Linked DNA regions of Mus musculus: region 2 is linked to region 1. The links are chromatin loops, found by intact Hi-C in ENCODE. Cell type or tissue: heart. All regions are shown on one strand. Each heading gives the region's core, and the rest is flanking DNA. Links, peaks and the distances in the headings are about the cores only. Region 1 overlaps Tex14 (testis expressed gene 14). Region 2 overlaps Septin4 (septin 4).

What was found. A loop is a pair of places that touch in the nucleus more often than their neighbours do. Peaks named below come from ENCODE experiments on the same cell type or tissue, not always from the same donor. Only the 100,000 strongest peaks of a DNase experiment are listed, where the experiment ranks them.
Region 2: it touches region 1 in a loop (2.0-fold over the local background); 4 of 42 quality-filtered maps call a loop at or near these places.

What each region holds. Positions count from the first base shown.
Region 1 is chr11:87,517,630-87,522,018 of GRCm38, reverse strand. It overlaps Tex14 (testis expressed gene 14), which reads right to left. Exons shown (of 31, transcript NM_031386.2): 16 at 2,282-2,364; 17 at 1,100-1,381. Among named protein-coding and RNA genes, the nearest start is that of Gm34000, 47 kb to the left of the region's middle. In heart, for the core only: a CTCF peak has its summit at 2,501 (motif pointing right); no DNase peak of the experiment used is centred there.
Region 2 is chr11:87,576,944-87,581,332 of GRCm38, reverse strand. The region is part of intron 3 of Septin4 (septin 4); the gene reads right to left. Among named protein-coding and RNA genes, the nearest start is that of Septin4, 12 kb to the right of the region's middle. In heart, for the core only: a CTCF peak has its summit at 2,079; DNase peaks (open chromatin) are centred at 602, 1,882, 2,282 and 2,872; H3K4me3 peaks cover 1,960 bases; H3K27ac peaks cover 3,071 bases; H3K27me3 peaks cover 26 bases.

The DNA.
Region 1 (4,389 bases), core at 155-4,154:
TTGATTTTACTGTATCATTACTGTTCTTTGGTTGGTTTGGTTTTCTGGGTCAGGATTTCATGTAACCCAGGATAACCTGGAACCTGCCATGCAGCTGAGGATAACCTGAACTTCTGAGCCTCCTGCCTCCATCTCCCAAGTGTTAAGAATATAAGTGTATATGCTACTCTGTATGGTTTTTCTTTTCTATGTGTGTGTGTGTGTGTGTGTGTGCGTGTGTGTGTGTGACTGCACATGTATATGAAGGTACACATGTGTGCATGTGAAGGTCAGAGACAGATGCTGTGCATTTTCCTCTATCCCTCCCCACATTATCTTTTGAGACAGTCTCTCAGTAGACCTTGAATTCACAGATTTGCATGAGTTGTGTGTCCAGTGTGCTCTAGGGATCTACCTGGGGTTTCCAGGGCTAGGGTTACAGATGTTGGCAGTCACGATTAAATTTTACTTCAATGCTGGGAATCTGAACTCAAGCTTCATGCTTCCAAAAGTAGGGTTTACACACACTGATTCATATTCTCTGTGTCTCTGTCTGCCTCTCTCACAAGGTAGAGAGAAGATGCCAATTGATTTTCTGAAAATCTAAGTGTCAACTTTAGATGTCTCTTTCTTTGACTTCAGTATCTGAAAAATTATCTGATGATTTGACTGTGAACCAATTATAATGACAGTAAATGCCACATGGACTCAATAGGTTTATTTCAAGTTCAAAATGCAATGCAAAGAAAAAAAGCAGGCTGGATATGATAGCATAACCTGCATTACCAACACGAAGGTTAGCCTGGCCTACACTGAAAGGGGCTGTCTAAAAAACAAAGAAACATTCACTAGGGAATAATGGCCCACGTTTGCCCTCAGGTAAGAAAGGTTTGATTCCTTACTAGGCTCGACCTGGGGCCAGGGTCAGCACTTGGAGATTATTTTACTTCCTTTGGACAAAGGGATCTTGTTTCAGTTATAGGGAAATTAATTTCTTCACCTTTGAACACAGGGTTCTCAGCAAAGGAGACAGGACCAAGCAAAGGGACTACGCTAGAAGTGCACACATTTTGAGAGCTGGCAAATTAGATCACCCAACCAGCTCCTCCAATGAACTTACCAGTGAAGCGCTGGAGGCCTGTCCATCTGCTGTGCTTGTTCTTGTCACAGTCACTGTTGTCCATTTTGCCAAACTTCGTATTTCCTTTGGGCTCATCATTTTCCCTCTGGTATTCTAAAATGTGCTGCCATTCTGTGCTCTCAGGACCTCTAATTGGGGGCCGTGGCAAAGGAGTGCTCTCATTTTCAACCTTACTCTCAAAAGGCGCACTACTCTGAGGATTCCAAGGAGGTAATAAGAGCTGTCCGGAAACTGCTTTCTCTGCCATTTCTTTTACTGCCACTGGGCACAAGAGAAAGTAGCATTTAAAACATCACTGCAAACACTAGAGACAAGAAATTTTAACCTTAAAAGATAGAATACTATTGCAGCCATCTCCTAACAATAACTGCTGGAGTACACTTTCATTGTCCTTATCTTGCCCGCTTGCCTTTAAGGGGAGGGGATGACAAAGAGCTACGACCGACTACAGGAAATTCCCCCAATTAATATCCCATGCTGCTGAATTCCAGTTGCAAGCAGTAGAGAACTTACAGGTGGATCCTCTGCTGACTCAATGAGGAAAATCCTAACTGAAATTCCCAGGTTATAGAACTCACCATTTGCCTGACCTTTCTAGACCACACTGAGCCCAAATCTTTGGGAGCGACTACACACCTAGGAAGCTGTTACAGAAGAGTATTACAGAGTATGTGAGAGAAACACTGCATATTCTCCATTTTAATAACGTTTATGGGTTAAATACACTGTGCACTGTTTTACTACATGCTATACAATATATATCTATACAGATGATAGAAACTTTTCCTACAATTTTAAAAATAGGAAAGCACTTTTCTTCTACAGTCTAATCAGAAGAGCTGTGCTTTCATTATCCAACAGTCTTGTAGAAGAAAAGGGTTCGTGTGTATGAAACAGTGTTATGATCCTAGTCAGTGAAGCCTGTGCTAGATTTAAAAGGCACGCCCTAGGTTCACACCCAGAACCATAAAACAAACAAAACTGATGATAATCAAGAATTAGAGTTTTCACTCATCAGCTGAGCCTGCATGCCTATACCCATAATACTCAGGGATCATGAGGCTAAGGCCAGCTGAGCAACATAGTGAGATCCTGTCTCAAAAAAAAAAAAACAATAAATAAATATTACCTTAAATAATAAACCCATGACTTCATACTTACATCTCCATTTCAAGTGTGCCTCTCCATTATCCTCATTATTTCTTGACTTAGTAGCATAGATTTCAGAAGACACAGACGCCATACTGATCCAAAGTTGTATCATTCAGGGTAGAAGTGACATAGATACAAATAACATCTATTTGTTCATGTTCCTAACAGAATTCAAAACCCATAGCCCTCCTTCCCTACTCCTAGTTGACGCACTGACTCAGACTTACCACCAGAGAGCACCACATCACCAGACTAAGGCCCTCCACCTGCCAGCCCTTTGAGGACTGGATGACTCAGGTCTTCATGAGTGTCCTGAGTCAGATAAGGGTGCACGAGTTAGCTGAGTAACTCTTCACTTGGATCCCTGATTCCCTACACCTTTCCTGGCTGAGAAATAAAAAGGGTGAGTAAAAATCTCTCTATAATGTTGTTGTTAATATCCAACTTCTAACAGTGTTCCTGGGAGATCTTCAGAAGTAGAAGAAACTGACAGTGTCTGTTCTTGGCTGTTGCCAAGTCTACCCTGCCCCCAATAAGACAAATCACACACATTAAAGGTTCTGCTTGGGCCTTTCTATCAAAATTCTCTGGCACCAAACTGACACCGGATGCAAGGATCTTAAGGCACAACAAGTACCCTGAAGAACAAAGTTTTTCTGGTTTCAGGATCCTGCTTGCTTAGTAGGACATCTGTCTTGTGTTAGTGAATGTCAGTCTCTCTGAACCAAGCTTCTTCACCTGCAAATCAGAGCAGTCTCTCTTCCTCTAAATACCCCATGATTTTACCCATTTTGTCATGTATTAAAGTAGTCCTTCAGGGATGGGCATGGGGTACATGCCTTTAATCTCAGTCTTCTGCAGGCAGAGTTGGCAGATCTTGGTGAGTTCCAGGCCAGGCAGGACTATAAAGTGAACCCCTGTTTCAAATACTAGCAACAATACTAGAAACAATAAATAATAATAATAACAACAACAACTCTTCAAAAGTTTGTGATCCGTGGCCCAGCTATGAAATCCTTGTTGCTCAGAATGCACTACCACCCAGCTGGACCAGAAATGAGAGATCAGATCTGACCAGATGCTTCCAAGAGCTTTTTGGCAACAACTATGAAAGATCTGTAAAATGTTCAAAGCCTGTAAAGAATTCTGCTCCTGGGAAACTATCCTGAATACTTAACCAAAAATATAGAAAAAAAAACTGGATCTTTTTTTAAAAATTTTTTTCTGTTGTTTTTTGAGACAGGGTTTTTCTGTGTAGCCCTGGCTATCTTGGAACTCACTCTGTAGTCCAGGCTGTCTTCAAACTCAGAATTTCACCTGCCTCTGTCTCCCAAGTGCTGGGATCAAAGGCAGGTACCATCATGCCTAGACTGAACTTTTTAAAGTCACAATGACCTTGCTTTCAACAGAATTAAAAAAAAAAAAAAAGAAAAAAAAACAACATAAAGCTCAACAATGAGAAAAATTTCAAAATTTCAGAATAGATTTACAGAAGTTTTAAAAAAAATAGCATAGCCTGTGAAGTGAAATTTATGTATTTATGCAGTTTTTTAAAGAAATCTATGTAGCCCCGGTCAGCCTCTACCTCCTAGTGCTGAGATTATAGGCATGAGTCATTATAACTTCCTTCTGCATGATTCGCCAGCACATTTATCTGTGCCCAGGGCCTGTGGAAGGTAGAAGAGGGCATTGGATCCTTTGGAACTGGTTACATATGGTTCTGAGCTGCCATATGGTTGCTGCTGGGAACTGAACTGCGTGAGAGCAGCCATTGAGCCATCTCTCCAGCCCTCTTTTTTGTTTTTTGTTTTTGTTTGTTTGTTTGTTTTGAGACAGAGCATCTCTGTAGCATGCCTGGCCTGGAACTCACTATATAGACGATGCTGACCTTAAACTGTATCTCCCTCCAAAATGCTAGGATCATATGCATATGCCACATTTTTATTTCTTTGGGAGGGAGTGTGGTGGCACACACACTGAAATGCAAAAGAGCAAGAGATAGCTCAGTGGTTAAGAATACTTGCAGAGCACCTAGGTTCAGTTCTCAGAAACAACATAGTGGCTAAAAGACCATCTTTAACTAGAGTTCTAGGGATCCCATGGGTATGCACATATAT
Region 2 (4,389 bases), core at 142-4,141, 59 kb before region 1:
TATCCACCTCCTCCAGCTTTGCCAGGGACCAGCTCTGAGCCCCTATGCCTGTCAAGGCCAAGTGGAAGACCACTTAGGTCTACCCATCTCCCCGAGCACCACCTTACCCCAGCTTCAGTCCCGTCCTCGGGGACAGAGTTCCCTTGCCATCCCAGTGAATGGTCCATGCCCCACACTTGAGACCCCTGTCAGCACGCTCTAGGTCTAACTTTATCTCCAGGCAAGGGTCCTCACACAGAAACAGGCTTCTCTTGATGCTCCTGCTGTCATCTGGCTTCCTGATTGGTTCCTTCCCCCTTTTTCTTTGACCCTACTTTGTCTCTGTGGAATGTTCTTCTCCACCCCCGCCCCTCCCCTCCTCTCCCCTGGGCTCCCACCCTCCAAGGACGGCTCAGCTGCATCAGGGTCAGTTAGAGCCTCTGCAGCTCCCTCCTCCTCTGATTGGCTGTCCCACGCCGCCTGCCTGCTTCCTACCCCGGTGGGCACAGCACCAACCTCCCAACAAAGTCTGCAGCACAGGCTTGATCCACTTAGCTTCTCTTGTTAACCCCTAAGGACACTGAAGCCAGCTTGAAGTCTGGGACATATATCCCTAAGGTGACTCTCGGCCCATAAGTACATAGCGAAGGCCAACCAAGGAACCTGTGTCCAAAGATTCCAATCCCTTCCATCTTGGTCTTTAACTTTTAAGCAACGCTAAAAGAGGGTGGGAATGCCCGATAATCCCCTGCATACAGGTTCCATGGGAATGGCCCCACAGTTCTTCCCAAGTATCCCATTGTTCTTCCCGAACCAGAAGAAGCTGCTGTCCCATTGTCCAGAAAACTGCTGCTAGATTTCCCTGCAGGGAACTCCAGCCACAAAGGAGTCTTTTGCTCCATGGATTCCGGGCATCAGCCATCCAAAGATACACGACCTCTGTACTCACAAAGACCTATGTCCCACTACCTTATCCTTCCCACAAAATCAGTAGAGCACTTGGTCTCCAAGGAGCATGGGTTCAAAGCAAAGGAGGCTGGCATTCCAGAGACCAATTAAGGGTCTTAGTGGAGGTATAGAGATGGCGCAACCACTAGAAGTCAGGAGGCCAGTGTTCCTGCTTGGGGCAGAAATACTCTTTACGAGCCTGAATAGCGTCTTAGTTTTGGGGCTTTAAGGTCTTTCTTTGTCTCTCCTTTCTCCCAGGACAGCTGAGGAGAGAGCGAACTCCCATGTAACAAACACCTCAAGCTGATTTGATGCTGAAGTTTGTCTCAAGTCACACACTGGTCATTAATAGTGCCCTGTCATTCTTTTCATGTGGAAATTCAAACTTGCTAGAGCTCTTCAGCTGGACGTCTCTGCACTTATTTCCAAAGGAACCAGGGTACTGACCTTCTCCACTGGCAAGACACAACACAGAGAAGTGTGGCCTGACATGAACCAGTCAGCCCAAGCATTTGGCTGGTTGTGAGTGCAGAGGTCTGAAACTGGACATTTGGGGAGTATGGGGTGTCTTTAGCTAGAAAAGAGCAGGGTGGCCTCAGCCAAGCTGAAAGCCCAAAGACCTCAGCTGAACTGAACTTTGTGTGTGGCAGAAAAAGCCCCCCTGGTTCCTGCTGGGTCTAGCACTGGGGATAATCAGTACTGCCCCGGGTGTCTATCTTAGAACAATCAGTCTGTCCATCTCCCATGTGGGCAGAAAGTTGGGGAACTGGGATGAGGACAAGCACAACTTGGCCTCTCCCAGGAACCCCCTTTTGAGTAGGTCATAGGGTCACTAACACTTCCTGGCCAAAACTTGGGCCTCTGCCTAGACACAGCTTGAGAGACGAAAGGCCGAAAGGGTGGCCTTTCTAGACCTGAAAGCTTCTGATTCCACAGGGCCCAGAGAGTTCCCTTTTGGCAGCTGCTCACAGCCAACATCCTGCCCTGTGGGCTGATCACCAATCCCCTCCTGCTGTAAACAGCTTGTGTCTCCCCATGCAGAAGGCAAGGTCTGGAAGAAGAGGGTGGTGTGTGGCTCGGAAGCCCTCACCCCCATACACTGTTTCTGGCAGGACAACAGCAGAGGAGCTGATATCCTCAGAGACAAGGGTGAAAACTTTTATCTGGGGTTACAGCTTTTCTTCTCACAGGCAGGTGGCAGAAACGAGTCCCCCGCCCTCCCGCCCCCCCTCCCCCCACCAACCCCCACACACTGCAGAAGGACCTAGTTGCAGGGACGGGGTAGATGCAGCAGGAAGAATGTTTCCCATGGTTCTGGACCGGGAGGCAAAGGGATAGAGCTGATCACGCCCCTGCACAATAGGATACTGGACTTGCCTCTTCCTCTCCGAGAAAGGTCCAGGGGATGTGGGTCATTCTGTCATCATCCCTTCTAGTGAGGCTGGCTGTGTTTACGGATTTCCTCTGTGTTTTCCAAAGGAAGTTGGTGCTGGTCTCTGTACCCCAGGTAGGTGAGGAAGGGCCATCCAGGTAACACAGCTTATTCGGGCACGGGGCGGGGACCCCCTACCATCCTTATCTCCATCACGAGAGGCTACCAGCAGGCACCTCCCACAAAACTGACCTAGTCCTTCCTCCAAGACCTTGGGCAGCACCCTGGGGGTCTCGGCCCGCTCAAAGCAGCTCTGCTCAGAAAGAATAACTTGAGAACGGCAACGCGGCGCGCCTAGCGCCAGCAGTGCATTTCGGAACCCGGAGCCGGGGACAGTACCTCCCGCCCTGCCCAGCCAGAGCTGCAGCGCCGAGTGTCCCCTCGGAGCAGCCCCGGAGTGGCAGGCCCTGCGTTTCTGGCTGTCCTCTCTCCTTACCATGGTTGCAGCCCGAGCCGGGCCAGCTCCTCCTGGACAGCGCCCCAGTCACCCGTGATGCGAGCTGCGCACCGACCTCTTTGCACCGCGGGGGCCCCCACTAGCCTTGCAAGAGTGCGGTCCGCTGGTGGCAGGGTGGGGCGGGGCTAGTCGGGCCTGGGGCGGGGCCTGTACCTCTGCAGCCACAACCGGTGCCTGCGTGAGCTTCTCCTGAAGCCCAGGGCTGCACCGGGCAACTGCTTTTTTTTTTTTTTTTTCTAAAATAGTCTCTCCAGGCAGTGTTGCACCGTAGGAACTCGAGTCAGTTCTCACAGAAAAATAAACCTGCCCACCTGGCATCCCTGGAAGAGAGACTGCTGGGAGGGTGAGTTGTGGCAAGAGTTGGAGTTACCTCCCGGAGATTCAACAAGGATTTAGGGGAGTGAGCTGACTGAACATCCAAGTTACTCATTGCTCATACCCACACTACACCTCCTATGAGGGAAATGTCAGACATTCCCCACCTCCACTCAAGCTGTGAAAAAGACACAGGTTAGCGGCAGGTTCCTTTTGTTCAAGACCCCAGATTAAAGATTAAAGAGGATTTGCTGCATAAATTATCCAGAGATCATCTGCTGGTTGGGTGGAATGAAGAGGCAGAATGGCTCTAAGAGGGAAGGGGTAGCCTTGCCTGGGGCAAAGCAGATTCGGGAGGCCCTCTGGAAAGGCCAGCAGAGCATAACCAGCAAGGCAGGCCATGCCTCCGACAGGCAAATGAAATGCAGTCAGAGCAGCTCTGGGAACATTAGAAGGTCGGAAGGGTCAGAGCAGCTGCTAGCTAAAGGTAGAGTCTTGGGAACCAGGAGTTGGGAAGGGATTTCCTGAGTTGAGTAGGGTCTGAACTGGTCAGGCTCCTGTGGAAGTTTCCAGAAACATGTCCCTCCCTGACCCCCAAAAGCCCTTCCCCAAGGGCAGGTTGGCTGACTGGCCTCTGCCTGAATATGCTTCAGGCAAAGCTAAACTCTACAGCTATCACCCTCGCAGTACAAGTGCTGGCCAGCAAGCTGAGAGAAACCTATCTAGTTGGGAGACCTTAGGCAACTCACTTCACCTCAAGGCCCCACTTTCCATCCCCTGAAATTAAGGGGACAAAAATAGATGGCTTCTAAGTTTCTAACTGTTCCTTCTGGCTTTCTAAACATGGATGCACTGTGGACAGAGGGTGTGCTGTATGCTTCTATAGGCCTTAGAGGCAGATGGGAACAAGGCACAGGTTTAGCCCTGAAGGGTCTCTGAGGCATGGGAGGGGGGGCTGCAAGCTCGGCTTCAGTGAAGGACCCTCTGAGGCTGTACATAGGCTCTAGACAAAGGTCTGTGGAAGACAGGAGCTACCAAGCTGCACCCAGAAAAAACAAAGACACAAAAGGGGAAGTCCAGTGCTGTTGGAAGTCTATGGTAGCAGCAGCCTGCGGTGGCTGTACCATCTGAGTATCAACCTTAGGCTACTCACAGCATCCTCCGGCCACCAGCACACACCTGAAAGATGCATCATCAGTAAGACACATCAGCAGTCTTTCTAATCATGTGGGTGGGAGCGGGACAAATCTGCATCAAA